Linked DNA regions of Homo sapiens: region 2 is linked to region 1. A link is an interaction called in ENCODE POLR2A ChIA-PET data of the cell type or tissue named here. Cell type or tissue: MCF 10A. All regions are shown on one strand.

The links. Peaks named below come from ENCODE experiments on the same cell type or tissue, not always from the same donor. Only the 100,000 strongest peaks of a DNase experiment are listed, where the experiment ranks them.
Region 2: POLR2A ChIA-PET joins it to region 1 with 5 read pairs; 11 of 35 experiments call an interaction of 5 or more read pairs at or near these places.

The regions. Positions count from the first base shown.
Region 1 is chr10:70,188,361-70,196,360 of GRCh38, forward strand. No RefSeq gene overlaps it. Among named protein-coding and RNA genes, the nearest start is that of SAR1A, 22 kb to the left of the region's middle. In MCF 10A, no CTCF peak of the experiment used is centred here; DNase peaks (open chromatin) are centred at 3,801, 4,421, 5,161 and 6,291.
Region 2 is chr10:70,371,266-70,379,265 of GRCh38, forward strand. It overlaps LRRC20 (leucine rich repeat containing 20), which reads right to left. Exons shown (of 5, transcript NM_001278212.2): 2 at 5,187-5,331. The coding sequence starts at 5,268. Among named protein-coding and RNA genes, the nearest start is that of LRRC20, 7.4 kb to the right of the region's middle. In MCF 10A, no CTCF peak of the experiment used is centred here; a DNase peak (open chromatin) is centred at 7,036.

The DNA.
Region 1 (8,000 bases):
TGAGCATGGGAGGCTGAGGCTACAGTGAGCCATGATCACTCCACTGCACCCCAGCCTGGGTGATAGACCAAGACTGACTCAAAAAAAAAAAAAAAAAAAAAAAAACGCTACAGAAAGTAGAACAAGTCCTCGGGCACCCTCAGGGTCCTAGTCTGTAATTCTAGCACTTTGGGAGGCCAAGGTGGGCAGATCACCTGAAGTCAGGAGTTCGAGACCAGCCTGGCCAACATGGCGAAACCCCATCTCTACTAAAAATACAAAAAATTAGCCGGGCATGGTGGCACATGCCTGTAATCCCAGCTACTTGGGAGGTAGAGGCAGGAGAATCACTTGAAACCAGGAGGTGGAAGTTGCACTGAGCCGAGATTGCACCATTGCACTCCAGCCTGGGTGACAGAGCGAGACTCCATCTCAAAAAAAAAAAAGAGATTGCACACCTGTGACTGAGCACTAGACTAGGACCCTGAGGGTGCCCGAGGACTTGTTCTACTTTCTGTAATAATGACCTTAACTTTCTAACCCTGCACACTATCCCCATGGCAGGAACTGTGGAGTTAAAGCTACAGCAGGACACAGCATGACATTGTGAGGTCCCACCTTCCCCTGTCACATCCTCTGACAGAAGCTATGAACACATCCTGACATGGTGAAGGGTCATGACCAGTCTCTGTGGTCTGCAATTTCAGAATCATGCAAATATGGCTTTGAACTTTAATATCAGTTTCCCAATCACCCACCTTGTCCAGTTCAGTGGTAGAGAGGGTTTTTTTTCCCCCACTGCATCCTGCCCCACTGGACTATATCAAAATCGTGGGGATGTGACATCTTCCACATTAAAACATATGCACAAGGTGGGAGCCCACTACCTTGTTATCCAGAATAAGGAAACCGAGTCCCAGAGAAGTGAAAAGACCTGCCTGATGTCACAAAGGAGCCAGGGCCAGCATGTAGATCTTAGGACTTCCAGCACAGAGTTCTTCCCCAGAGTGTTCTCAACTTTAACTCCAGGAGTCTAGTGGCACAGTCATGACATGGAAGCCACCAATAGCAACTTGCCCTGAAATAGCACATTTTTCCTTCAAAATTCATGGAAAACTGGCATTTAAAATTGTAGCCTATGGCCAGGCACAGTGGCTCACGCCTGTAATCCCAGCATTTTAGAAGGCCAAGGCAGGTGGATCACCTGAGGTCAGGAGTTGGAGACCAGCCTGGCCAGCATAGTGAAACCCCATCTCTACCAAAAATACAAAAAGGTAGCCAGGCATGGTGGCAGGCACCTGTAGTCCCAGCTACTTGGGAGGCTGAGGCAGGAGAATTGCTTGAACTTGGGAGGCAGAGGTTGCAGTGAGTGGAGATCATGCCACTGCACTCCAGCCTGGGCAACAGAGCGAGACTCCATCTGAAAAAAATATTTTTTAATTTTTTTAAATAATAAAATTGTAGCCTATGAAGAACCTTGTCATTATTCACTCCCCAGTAAAATGGAAGCCCCAGGGCTTTGCATGGTGTCTACCCTGTGGCTTCAGTCTCCTTTGGCACACACTCTGTGTCCCTGTGGGGTGTAGAAATCCCAGTGTGGAAAGCCATGCACAGTGCCACGTGAAATGCCCACGCAGAACCTCTCTGTGGAATCAGGCAGTCACTAGGCTGCTGACTTTGTCACCTTGAGGAGCACAAAAAGGCAGTCCTGTTTGAAAAGCCATTCGAGAAGCAATCAGAAGGTTATTAACAGAGTTCCTGCTATGGGCAGTGCGGGACGTCAGGGGCATAAACATGACTGTGACATGGCCCCTGCTTGTGAGGAGCTGGCAGACTAGTCAGGGATATAAGTTCTGAAGTCACGATCCACTTTCATGAGGAGAGACAGAGAAGCAAGGAAATAGACTTGAATGTGCAGGAACGGGGCACAGCACCTCTGCCTGTCTCAACAGGGAAGGACAGGAGGACAGGCCCTAGGAAGAGGGCTCCGGTGCGTGGGGGCAGTGACAAGGAGCCACATGTCACATTTGAACATCCGCACTACGGTGACAAGTCTGCTTTAAGCCAGAGGAATGTTGGAGCTGGAACAGGCCTTCCAGAGTACTTGGGTCAACCTCTTCTTTTGCAGGTGTGGAACTCATGTGCTGAAGGTGATCCAGCTATTAAACCAGCATCACATGGCTTGCTGGGTGAACAACACAAAGAAGAAGAAGACTAACTCATCTCTGTGCAAGTGCCATGGGGCTAGGATCTGCATTTCCAGCCCCTAGCCTTGTGACAGACCCAAATAAGGAGCTCAGAGACCTCGGGTCACCACGCAACCTTCCCGGAGCCAAGTTCATCATAGTAACACTCAGCTCAGGGTTGCTAAGTGAATTCGACAGGTCCAAGTGGGTAAAGCCTATAGCACAGGGCCTGCATTTAGGAAGTGCTCATAATTGGGAGCTATTATTGTTGTTGCTTTTGCTGTGAGTAGATGTTTGCTGGATGATCTCACACTGATTATATTAAACCCCACTGAGAAATCTTTTGCTGATCTCTGGCATTTATTACAAGAGCAGCGGTTTCAAACATCAGAGTCCTGGTTGAAAAGTGGATTTTAGGCTGGGTGCAGTGGCTCATGCCTGTAATCCCAGAACTTTGGGAGCCTGAGGCGGGAGGATCACTTAAGGTCAGTAGTTTAAGACCAGCCTGGCCAACATGGTGAAACCCCATCTCTACTAAAAATACAAAAAATTAGCCAGGCGTGGTGGCGTGCGCATGTAGGCTCAGCTACTTGGGAGCCTGAGGTGGGAGAATCACTTGAACCTGGGAGGTGGAGGTTGCAGTGAGCTGATATCATGCCATTGCACTCCAGCCTGGGCGACAGAGTGAGATTGTCTAAAAAAAAAAGTGGATTTTAGGGCCCAGCACCTCCCAATTCTGATTCATTCGGCTTTTTTTTTTTTTTTAAACAGATAGCTCTGGTAGTTCAGGGACCACTTGGAGAAAGTCTGCCTTAGAGAGCTGGCAGCATTTATATCACTGGGTGTGCTGAACACCATTCATCAGTGTTCTCCTCCTACTTCATTGATTTTTTTTTTTAATAAAATAAGGCATACTGCATATGCTTTTAGAAAAATAATTCCAAGAGTACAGAAGCTTTTAAAGAAGAAGGAAACTCTCTGACCTTATCTATTCCTTGCTTACTCCACAGTTCCACTCCCCAGAGGTAATCATTGTTACTGTGGTTTTAGATTTCTTAACTGTGGTTTGGATTTGGATTTTCATTGTCTATGCTTATAGAAGCATATCTATTGATATACGTCTTTCCTCCAAATGCTCCCTTTGTAAAAAACACAAATAGGATCATATGATAGAGCAGGGATTGGAAAATGTTTTCTGTAAACAGACAAACAGTAAATACTTTTGGCTTTTGGGGCCATATGGTCACTGTCCTAACTACTGAACACTCCACTGTAGACGGAAGGCAGCCACAGACAATTTGCAAATGAAAAGATGTTGGCTATGTTCCAATAAAATTTTATTTACAAAACAGGCAGCAGGCTGGATTTGGCCCACAAGTCATAGTTTACCACTATAGAGTACTACAATTTTCTCTCCTCACTTATATATTTTGAACATCTTTTCCATATCAGTCCATGCAGTGATTTCACTCTTTAAGTGCTGTGGGTATGAGTAACAGATTCAGCCATTCCTCTGTGGGGCAGTTAAGTACTTTTCCAGATTTTGCTATTGCAAACAAAGCTGCTGTATACTATGTGTTTGGTTGACTGTTCTGCAGAATGAATTCCTAGAATTGCTGAGTCAAAGATTAAGTATGAATTTAAATTTTTGATAGATATTGCCAAATTGCTCTCAGACTTCAAGTTCAGATTGCCACATAACCTTGTGATTCTCATTGCTTAACCTTATTCCTGGCAAGTATTTCCTTAATTTAAAGGTTTTGTAATAATCAGGGAAAGATCTCAAAGATCGACAGAGGTAGCAATGAACTATATAGCAATTGATTCAAATTTATAACTCATAAAAACTTTTCCACCATGGCAATTTGCACAACATTCTTATTAATGCAAAAGTAAATTCCTTTCTGCCTTGAGACTCCCAGGAAGCAGTAGGAGCAGCTTTTTCTAAATGTAAAGAACGTCATGTGCAAAAGCACAAGTTAGGCCCTTGTAGAGCAAATATGCTTATCAGATTGAAAATAATTGCCATCAGAGCAGTAGCACGTGTAGGCCTGGGCTCAGTGGTGAGTGATTTGGGTTCTCATTCAGACCCTTTAAATAACCAGGCCAAGGCATCAAGTTTCCTTACCTGGGAAAAAAAAATGCATTGATCACACTAAGAGTTGCTGAGATCACAACTATAAACAACCAGGCTTCACCGAACGCCCACTATGACATGGACAGTGGGCAAGCTCCTTCACATATGTTCCTGCCAATCCTGTGACGCAGATGGGAAAACTAAAGCCCAGACATGTTAAGTACCCACTAATAATGATTGTGAAAGCAGACAAATAACATAAAGCTAGTAGGAAAATCCCTGGTCTCAAGGTCAGATGACCTGGGTCTAAGTCCTGCTTCAGCCACTTACTGACTTTGGATAAATTTAAGTGACTTTGGCTAAATTACTTAGGTTCTCTGCATCTTTTTCTTATAAAAAAAAAAAAAAAGAGGCTGGGTGTGGTAGCTCACATCTGTAAACCCTGTAAACCCAGCACTTCGAGAGGCTGAGCTGGGAAGATCACTTGAGTCCAGGAGTCTGAGGTTTGAGACCAGCCTGGGCAATATAGTAAGACCCCATCTCTACAAAACAATTTAAAATTTAGCCAGGCATGGTGGCACATGCCTGTAGTCCTAGCTATTCAGGAGGCTGAGGTGGGAGGATCGCTTGAGCCCAGGAGTTCAAGGCTGCAATGAGCTATGATTATACCACTGCACTCCAGCCTGGGCAACAGAGCAAAACCCTAACTAATAAATAAATAAGAAGAGCTTATTTCTCTCTGTGTTAAATGAGGTGTGTCAAAATACCTGGCACTCTCACAGTTATTTCCTTTACTCCATGGTAAGACTGGACTTCCTTACCACCTTGAGGTCAGGCATGGTCATTCGGCTTGCTCTAGCCAGTGAAATGTCTGTGATGTGCGTCACTTCTGGGCAGAAGCACCTAATCACCAGTGCAAGGCTCCACCACTTTCTTCCTCCGAGAGGCTGATCGACATGAGAAAGCACGTGTTAACACGGAGGCGTGATGCTAAGCTATCATAGGGGAACAGCTGCCCACAAGCAGAGCCTACTTTATGTGAGTGAGGAATCAACTTTTGTTTCCTTAAGCCATTGAGATTTGGGGGGATTGCTGTGCATAACCAAGCCCATCCTACTGTCAGGGTGACCTCATCTGTCTTGCTCAACACTATATCCCCAGTGTCTAAAACAGTGCCTGGCAAACTCAAATCTCAAGAAGTGTTCCTAAGAGGGCTGTTCCAGGAATTAAGATTTCTTTTGGCTTTAGTACCCAGATGACTTTTATCTAGCATGGATGATGAAAAAGAGAACTTTCCAAACACCCAAAGCTTCTCTTTGAGAGTTACGTGTTGTGTCCCACAAAAATTCATATTGAAGTCCTAATCCCCAGCACCTCAGAATGTGAGGTGTTTGTGACCCTCTTTTTTTTTTTTTTGAAACGGAGTCTCGCTGTTGTCACCCAGGCTGGAGTGCAATGGCGATATCTCAGCTCACTGCAAACTCCACCTCCCAGGTGCAAGCGATTCTCTTGCCTCAGTCTCCCGAGTAGCTGGGATTACGGGCGCCAGCCACATGCCCGGCTAATCTTTTTGTATTTTTAGTAGAAACAGGGTTTCACCATGTTGGTCAGGGTGGTCTCGAACTCCTGACCTCAGGTGATCTGCCCGTCTCAGCCTCCCAAAGTGCTGGGATGACAGGCATGAACCACCGCACCCAGCCTATGACCCTCTTTTGGAAAACGAATTTCTTGTCTTTAAGGATGCTGAATATAGGTCCCCAATCTCTTCTGCCTTGTAGGGTTTCTGCTGAAAAGTTCAGTTAGCCTGTTGAGGTTCCCTTTGTAGGCAACCTTCCCCTTCTCTCTAGCTGCCTTTAATATTTTTTCTTTCATGTCAACCTTGGAGAATCTGAGAACTTGGAGAATCTGAGGACTATGTGTTTTGGGGATGGTCTTGTATAGTATCTCACAAGGATTCTTTGCATTTCCTGAGTTTGAATGTTGGCCTCTCTAGGGAGGTTGGGGAAATTTTTGTAGACGATATCCTCAAATGTTTTCCAAGTTGCTTCCTTTCTCACCCTCTCTTTCAGGGATGCCAATGAGTCATAGATTTGGTCTCTTTACAAAATCTCATATTTCTCAGAGGTTGTGTTCATTCCTTTTTTTTTTTTTTTTTTTTTTTTTTTGAGATGGAGTCTCGCTCTGTTGCCCAGGCTGGAGTGCAGTGGTGTGATCTCGGCTCACTGCAACCTCCGCCTCCCGGGTTCAAGCAATTCTCCTGCTTCAGCCTCCTGAGTAGCTGGGACTACAGGCGCACACCACCACATCCAGCTAATTTTTGTATTTTTAGTAGAGATGGGGTTTCACCATGTTGGCCAGGATGGTCTTGATCTCTTGACCTCGTGATCTGCCCACCTCAGCCTCCCAAAGTGCTGGGATTACAGGTGTGAGCCACCGTGCCCCGCTGTTCATTCGTTTTTATTTTTTTCATTTTTGTCTGACTGAGTGAATTTGGAGAACCAGTCTTCAGGCTCTGAGATTCTTTCCTCAGCTTGGTCTATTCTGCTATTAATACTTGCAATTGTATTATGAAATTTTTTAAAAAAATCTTTATTTCCATAGGTTATTGGGGAAAAGGTGGTGTTTGGTTACATGAATAAGTTCTTAAGTGGTGATTTGTGAGATTTTGGTGCACCCATTGCCCGAGCAGTGTACACTGCACCCAATTTGTTGTCTTTTATCCCTCAACCCCCTCCCACTCTTTACTCCCTGAGTTCCCAAAGCCTGTTGTGTCATTCTTATGCTTTTGCATCCTCATAGCTTAGCTCCCACTTACGAGTGAGAACATACAATGTTTGGTTTGGAAAACAAATTTCTTACTCCAACAAAAATAAATCACTTATATACTACACATTACAATGACTGAGGCATTGTTTAAAAATAGAAGCACTTATAAAAGGAATAAGAATGTGACCCTTGTTTGGAAACAGTGTCATTGCAGATGTAATTAGTTAAGATAAGCTCACACCTGTAATCCCAGCACTTTGGGAGGCCGAGGTGGGTGGATCACCTGAGCCCAGGAGTTCAAGACCAGCCTGGCCAATATGATGAAACCCCGTATCTACTAAAAATTAAAAAATTAGCAGGGCATGGTGGTGGGTGCCTGTAATCCCAGCTACTTGGGAGGCTGAGACAGGAGAATCGCTTGAATCCGGGAGGCGGAGGTTGCAGTGAGCCGAGCTTGCACCACTGCACACCAGCCTGGGCCACAGAGTAAGACGCTGTCTCAAAAAATAAATAAATAAATAAAATTTTAAAAATAAAATATAATAAAATAGATAAGGTCATGCTGGAATAGGATGGACCCCTAATCCAGTATTTCTGGTGTCCTTATAAAAAAGGGAAATTTAGACACAAACAGGCACACAGTGAAATACCATGTGAAGACTGGAGTTCTGCTGCCACAATCCAGGAACCACCAGAAGGTACGAGAGGCCTGGAACAGACCCTTCCCCAGTCCCTTCAGAGGGAATACGGCCCTGTCAGCACCTTGCTCTCTGACTTCTAGCCTTCAGAACTATGAGACAATACATTTCTGTTGTTTAATGCATTGTTTGCCACTTTGTTATGGCAGCACTAGCAAACAAATACACAAGTATTATACATTTCCTTGCTTTTAACAGAGGAGTGACAGCTTTCTGCAGAGGATCTTGCACAGAACTATTGCTAATATTTCCTCCTGTACTATTCCATCCTCTTTCCTTTTCATAATATGGGTA
Region 2 (8,000 bases), 180 kb after region 1:
TAGCTGACACTACAGGTGTGTGCCACTGCACCTGGCTAATTTTTTAAATTTTATTTTTGGTAGAGACAGGGTCTCTACCAAAAATATAAGCAGTTAACATGTATTGAGTACCTGCTGTGTACTAGGTGCCTGGGGGCTCCCAGGGATGTGTGTAGTAGAGTCTCGGGCCTCAGGCCTTTTCAAATCCTGCTCCTCTGTGTCACGATTATTCTTTAAAAGCCAGTCCCCATGCACACTGCAGAGCCAGGAGCCTAAGACCCGGAGAGGAGCGGGGTGCAGGGAAGCCTGGCCCCACAACCACAGGCTGGAGGGAAGGGTGGGGTCAGACTAAGGCCCCTCAGCGGTCCAGGACCCACGGAAACCCAGATGGAAAAGGGGCAGGGAAAGAGAGCCTGGCTCAGGGGAAGCAGACTACCTAAGGGGCAGTTTGCAACTCTGCATGCTCCTTAGAAACATCGAGAAGATGATGCTGAGGAGGGGTGAGAGACTGGGAGGAAAGCAGCTTCAACTCAAGCTGAGGGCCTCCCAGGGGCCAAATGGAAAGGAGCCCACGTCTCTGGGGATGGAGAAGCCTGGAGTGGAGTGAGAAAGGCTGGGATCCTCGCCTCGAGTTACAGGAGGAAGCAGGCCTGGCTCCAGCTCTAGCCAGGGGTGCCCCAGGAGCACTGGGGGAGCATGTGAAGTGCTTACCAGGGTTACTTGGCTGAGTAAGGTGAGAGCAAGCCTGTAACTGAGCTCTTCCAGCCCAGTCTCTACAGGGGATCTCCCACTCTGCAGCAGCACCTGTGGCTCTGGAGCACCACCCCGGGAGGGAACCCAGCAGGACGGGAAAAGCCAGGGAAGCCTATGTCTCCTCCCAGGGGCCTCGGCTTTGAGAATGAGCTACCCCTGAACTCTCATCTGTTGTCAAGATGTGTGTTTTATTTCCACAGTGGCAGGTGGTCCTTTCCCTAAAATCTGTTCCCTAATTTTAAGAGTAATACGTTCATTATAGAACATTTAGAAAATGCAAAATAGTATTTTCTAACTCCCATTTCCATATTGGTTATTTCCTTCCATTTTCTTTCCTACATATATGCACAGGTTTAACATAATTCGTACCTTACCCTACATACAGTTTGGCATTCTTGATGTTTTCCAGTTCACGTTATATATGAGAATGTGCCAATCCTTCTTTTCGTTTTTTTTTTTTTTGAGATGGAGTCTCACTCTGTCACCCAGGCTGGAGTCCAGTGGCGCAATCTCAGCTCACTGCAGGCTCCACCTCCCAGGTTCACACCATTCTCCTGCCTCAGCCTCCCGAGTAGCTGGGACTACAGGTGCCCGCCACCACGCCCGGCTAATTTTTTTGTATTTTTAGTAGAGATGGGGTTTCACCATGTTAGCCAGGATGGTTTCGATCTCCTGACCTTGTGATCCGCCCGCCTCGGCCACCCAAAGTGCTGGGATTAAAGGTGTGAGCCACTGCGCCCGGCCGAGAATGTGCCAGTCTTTATTTAATCATACAATGAAATATTACGCTCCATTGTTGATGCTACATAAATAGCATTATATAGGCCGGGTGTGGTGGCTCATGCCTATAATCCCAGCACTTTAGGAGGCTGAGGCAGGTAGATCGCTTGAGGCCAGGTGTTCGAGACCAGCTTGGCCAACATGGCAAAACCCCATCTCTACTAAAAAAAAAAAAAAAATAGAAAAATAAGCCAGGCATGGTGGCACACACCTGTAATCCCAGCTACTTGGGAGGCTGAAGGAAAATCACTTGAACCCAGGAGAGGGAGGTTGCAGTGAGCCAAGATTGTGCCATGGCACTCCAGCCTGGGCAAGCAAGATGACTCCATCTCAAAAAAAAAAAGCATTGTATAGCTGTAACCAAATTTATTTAAGCAATTTTCTGGTGCTAGATGTTTAGGATGCTTCAGATTGTTAGCTATTTTACATGAGAACCATATAGAGTTACTTTATGATTCAATTCAATTACCACTCCTCCAGAAAGCCTTCCTGGTCTACTTCAATACCCAGCAATATCTCCCACCTCTGAATTAGGACAACCTGTGTTCCATCTGACACACCTTAGCATGGAGCCTGTGTGTCACTGTTCTCTGAAGACTGTCTTGTAGGTGGTGGGCTGGTCTCAGGTCCAGGACTCTACTACACACATTCCTGGGAGCCCCCAAGCAACTAGTATACAGCAGGTACTCAATACATGCTAACTGCTTAGACCCAGCCCCCTTAGAGTGTATAAGCCTGGTCAGCTCCATTTCCTAAGGGTCAGGATTACAGGTGCCTACTATGGCCAGGTTGGAAATTTTGCTTCTTCTCTGGCCAATGCACAGATGCAAAGGATCCCTGTTATTCAACCACAACTTTAAGACCCAGTCCCCTCCACATGAAAGTCTTGAGCTTCAGGCAAGATCGCCATGGCTAAAGGCTCTCCCAACTTGACTAGAGCTTCACAGCAGTCATGACCCTGGCAATCACCAAACATGTGCCCCCACCCCAGGGCTGCATGGTGGAGACAGGGCCCAGGCTCTGGTGTCAGAAATCAAGGTTCCAATCCCAGGCATGGCAGTGGTCTGGCAGGGTGGCCAGAGAACTGCTTGGGTTCCTTGGTGGGTATGGCTCCCAGGCAGTGCAGGGGAGCTGGTCGCAGCATGCCCTGCCCTAGCCGCCCTGCACACTTCACCTGATGCAGGGTGCCCACTCTTCAGCTCACAGAAATGCCCACCTGTCCACTGGCCCACTTGACCTTGCAATCTCCAGTCCACAGAGGTTGAAGTTCAGGGGCTCCTCAACACAGCCTTCCAGGCTCTCCGCCTGCCAGGCACCATCCCTCACCACCTGCCCCAGTGCTGCTGTGGTAACTGGGCAGGGCCTCTCCTCCAACTCAGGCACACCCCTGCCACTGCCTGGAGTGCCTGTCTCCTCACCGCTGCCTCCTGAAACATCCTCTCTCAAACAGCACCCATCCCCTAAGCAGCTTCCCCAACGCCCCGGTGAGAATTGTTTTCCCTCCCCTGCGGCCTCTCCACTCTTGCCACATCTGAATGAAGTGGAGCTGCTGTGTCCCTATCCCCTGTGAAGCCTTTTTTTTTTTTTTTTGAGATGGAACCTTGCTCCATCACCCAAGCTGGAGGTGCAGTGGCGAGATCTTGACTCACTGCAACCTCCATCTCCTGGGTTCAGGCGATTCTCCTGCCTCAGCCTCCCAAGTAGCTGGGATTACATGTGTATACCACCACACCAGCTAATTTTTTGAATTTTTAGTATGTTTTAGTATGTTGGCCAGGCTGGTCTTGAACTCCTGGCCCCAAGCGATCCACCTGCTTCGGCCTCCCAAAGTGCTGAGATTACAGGCATGAGCCACCATGCCCAGCCCCCTGTGACATTTTGAAGCAGGGGTAGGTTACTCACCACAGACATCTGTCGATTTGCACTGAACCCTCCATTGGAAGGCAGTGAGAAGAACACCCAGCACAGACGTGGCTGGCTGACACCTGTAGAAAGTGCATTTGCAAGGGGAAGGGCTTAGGTCTCGCCACCAGCTTTTGGGAATGAGCAAAAATTAAAAATAATAGCTGCCATTTATTGAGCTCCCTATGTGCCAAACACCTTACAGACATTCCAATTACTCTTAACTACCTTGATGAGGTAGACACAATTACCATTCCCATTTTATAGATGAAGAAACTGAGGCTCTGAGAGGTTAAGCAATCTGCTACAGTACCAGGTGAGTGGGTGGCAGAGTAGAGATTCAAATCCAGGCCCATGTGACTCAAAGCCTAGCTCTGAACCGCAGTCTCAGTGGTAGAGAGCCTTAAACAACCATATTACTGACCAGTACAGGATTCCGGAATTCCTTCACTGAGGGCTCACAGTCATCAGCTCACTAGCTTAAGGCTCCTTCCAAAGGCTTCCCTCCAACACCAATGACAATCTTCAGCGAGCCTGCTGATAGAGGAAATGCCTCTCGCCTTAGCTAAGCTCAGCAAACACTTCCACACGTTTACAAAGTGCCTGACACTGCGCTGGGCTCTGGGGCAGGGCAGGGGGAAGCAAACAACCACAGGGTCCCTGTGCTCTACAGATGCTGAAGGGGTGCTACAGAGGAGAAAGGGAGCAAAGGGTGGATGAGGGAAGGCGGAGGGCTTCCTGGAAGAGGCAGTGATCAAGCTCATCCTGAAGGCTGAGTGTCTCTCCACTTCCTGGACCACCTCTCTGCCTCTGACTGCCTTTCCAGTCTCTGTGACTTTGCTAAGGCAGTAACTACCATGGAAGGAAGCGCTCCTTTGTGAGACAGACAGACAGACACACACACACACACACCCCTACCTGCCTGTGAAATTCCTCTCCATGTACCTAACTCCAATTCTGCCTGCCTATCTGCAAGATCATCCCCAAGGCAGGACTGTGCTCCAGGCCTCTACAGTGGTGCCTGCATTCCATGGGTGACATACATGCACATGCACACATGCACACAAACACACTCGGGCACATGCACGCACACACAGGACACACAGGTAACTGCACTGTATCCCCTGCTGCCCCTTGCACTTGGTGGACAGTCAATAAGTATCTGCTGAATTCGATTAAATGGGATGGTTTGCCTAAATGCTTAGGAGTCTTGGGGTAATTGATGGAATAAAATGCCCTGGCCAATTCAAAGCAAAAAAATATATAAGACACAATTCAAGAAAAATAGTGGAGTGTAAAGGGGTCTCCTAGCTGGGCAACCTCAAAGAAACCCATTTTGCCGTCCCCTTTCTTCATGGGATGACTGAGGCTAACCACGCCCAGCTGGCTTCATTCACCCCAGGGAGCCTGTGAAGATTCAACAAGATAACATTCAGGAGGCGCCCAGCACGGGGCCTGGCACACAGATGCTACTTGGCCAGGACCAGCTCTGTATTTTCACCTGGTCCAAGGGCACACACACTCAGTCATCAGCAGTCAAAGGACAAGCAGGCAGGCGCCATCACTCAGTGGTTTTCAAACCTCTTTGACCAGGACCCACAGTAAGAAATGTCTTACACAAATTACACACTGTTGCAATGAAAGTTCCACAAAACACTTATTCTCAGGATGAGGTTGCACACTGACGCTTGTGTCTTTCATCTCTGTTTCATTTCTAAGCTGATCTCACAACTGCTTCCAGGGAAGTTGGGAAAAGCCCTGCCCTCACTCACCCAGAGTGTCAGAGCCGCTCTCCACCGTCTCGTTGACCTTCCTTGCTACTCTGGCCACGGCCTCACCCATCTTCTTCAGCATGCAGACACAGGTGTCCTGCCGCCAGCCCCCAGGCTGGTCTGCTTCTCACAAAAGGGCCTGAGCCTGGGGAAGACGCAGTGCCATGAAGTGCCCGCCTGCCAGCCAGGGGCCCACCCAGGCATCCCCCTCCAGCATCCTTCTCCCCCAGGACCCAGGCTGTCAGGAAGCCTGCAGGGAGGGCCCCAGGCCACTCACCTCCTCTTGCAGGGCCGAGAGCTCAGGCCACATCCAGCTTGGCCTTTGCACAAGCTGGTCTGCCAGTCTGGCAGCTGGGTTCTACTGGTTTTCTGGGAGGATCAACATGTGTGACCTCACCAGACATGGGGACCAGGTCTGAGCCAGCAGCCAGGGAGGTGTGAGGACTCAGGGGTGTGCTGGCCTGTGATTCACTCTATAGGCAGGGCATTGGGAAGGAGGTAGGGCGCAGCCAACTGCAGGAGAAAGACACCTGTCCCTCCATCCCACAGCCTCTAAGCTGGTCCCCTGTCCACACCCTGCCCAGGACAATTTCCCCAGCTCCCCTGTTCACCCCACCCATATCTGCCTTGTGCATGGCAGGAAGTGGGGACACGAAGGCAAATCAGAGCCCTGTGATCCCATCAGAACACACGGACTGGCGGTGGGTGGTCTCTAAGAATTCCTTTCCCATGTGCCAACAGGAAGGAGAGGTTACAGTACTAGCCTGCAGACCTGATTATCAGCCTGATGCTGAGTTTATCTGCAAGAAAAGCGGGCAGGGGCCGGGGGGTGGAGATGGAAATGAGAGAAGAGAAATTGGATCACTAGAGGAAAAGAGACTGAAAGAAAGGTGAGGAAAACAAAATGATAAGGTGTTAAGACATAAGGACTTGCAAACACCCTCAACTCCCTGTTTATTACAGAGAAGGAAATGAGCACAGAGAGGGGCTAGGTGACCTGGCCAAGGTCAAAGTGAGTAAGCGGCAAGAATAGGGTCAGCCCAGCTCCATAGCCAGTGCTCACTTTTTTATAAAAATAGCAGCACCCCATAGAGAGAGGAATGAGCTCAAGTCCAAGGTCAGCACCCCTTCTTTGCCCCCAGACCCCAGTCCCAGCTTCACAGACAGCTCAAGAAGCTCCAGTGAACTCACTCCAAGGGCCAAAGGCAGAAGAAGGCGAAGGGCAGAGAGAAGGGGCATGGGGACAGTGCTAAGAGCTAACAGTCACCAAGAAAAAGTTCCCACGTGGTCAACTGGACAAGCAGGGCAGGCAAGGCCAAGCCAGGGCTGGCCAAGCCCACCCATCTGCTTCAGGGAGTTACTGTGAGTTTAGTATGTGTGTGCATTTCCACTAAAGAGGCTGACACTAAAGGTTTGAGACACACACATACAGAACAGTGGGAAAACACTGATTTTGGAGACAGGTCAAATGCTCAACACCCCCATTTATTGGCTGAGAGGCCTTGGGAGAGTTTCTTAACTCCTCTGAGCCTGTTTCTTCTTCATGTGAATAGGAGATCTAGTAATACCCAACTTGCTAGGTTAATATGAGGATTGAGAGCACAAAATGTATACACCTGTCTAGCTCAGAGCCCAGGACACGTAAATACTCAATAAAAGTTAAGAGGATAAAGCAGTGCATATGTGGATGTAACAGCAGCATATAACCCCAGTTTAATACTCATGTGAGTCTGAACAAAACACTGAGGGAACTCATCTTTGAGGAATGAGTGGAATTTCTATCTGTCCACCTCCAGGAAATCTCCTCTTATTGCCTCAGTGTTCTCTCCTTCCTCTGAGTTTCAGTAGCACTTAATGACTTAGCACAAGTCACCTGGATTATTTATGAGCTTTTAAATATACACTTGTCAGCCGGGCGCAGTGACTCATGCCTGTAATCCCAGCACTTTAGGAGGCCTAGGCGGGTGGATCACTTGAGGTCGGGAGTTGGAAACCAGCCTGACCAACATGGTAAAACTCCGTCTCTACTAAAAATACAAAAAAAAAAAAAAATGGTCGGGCATGGTGGCTCACACCTGTAATCCCAGCACTTTGGAAGGCCGAGGTGGGCAGATCACCTAAGGTCAGGAATGCAAGACCAGCCTGGCCAACGTGGTAAAACTCCATCTCTACTAAAAATACAAAAATTAGCTGGGCGTGGTGGCGGGCGCCTCGGGAAGCTGAGGCAGGAGAATCACTTGAACCCAGGAGGCAGAGGTTGCAGTGAGCCGAGATTGTGTCATTGCACTCCAGCCTGGGCAACAAAGAGTGAACCTCGCGCTCAAAAAAAAAAAAAAAAAAAAAAATTAGCCAGGCATGGTCGCACATGCCTGTAATCCCAGCTACTCAGGAGGCTGAGGCAGGAGAATCGCTTGAACCCAGGAGGCGGAGGTTGCAGTGAGCCGAGATCGTCCCATTGCACTCCAGCCTGGGTGACAAGAGCAAAGCTCTGTCTCAAAAATAAATAAATCAACAAACCAACACTTGTCTCCCCCATTGACCTGTGGGCAGCTTGGGGCCAGGGAATAGACCTATACTGTGCTTCTCTCCACACACTGAACACAGGTGCTTAGTTAGTATCCCCTAATGGTGAAGATCAACAGACATCATTTGTGTTTCCAATCTGAATACAGGTCAAGAGACTCTTACAACAAATCTAAGACACTGTCTAAATTGAGAAGGGTCAAAAACCAAATGCCTAATAGTGCCAGGTGGCCAATCTGCATAAGGCGAGCCAGTGCAGGGCAGAAGGGAATAGAAAGGACTGTGGCAAAC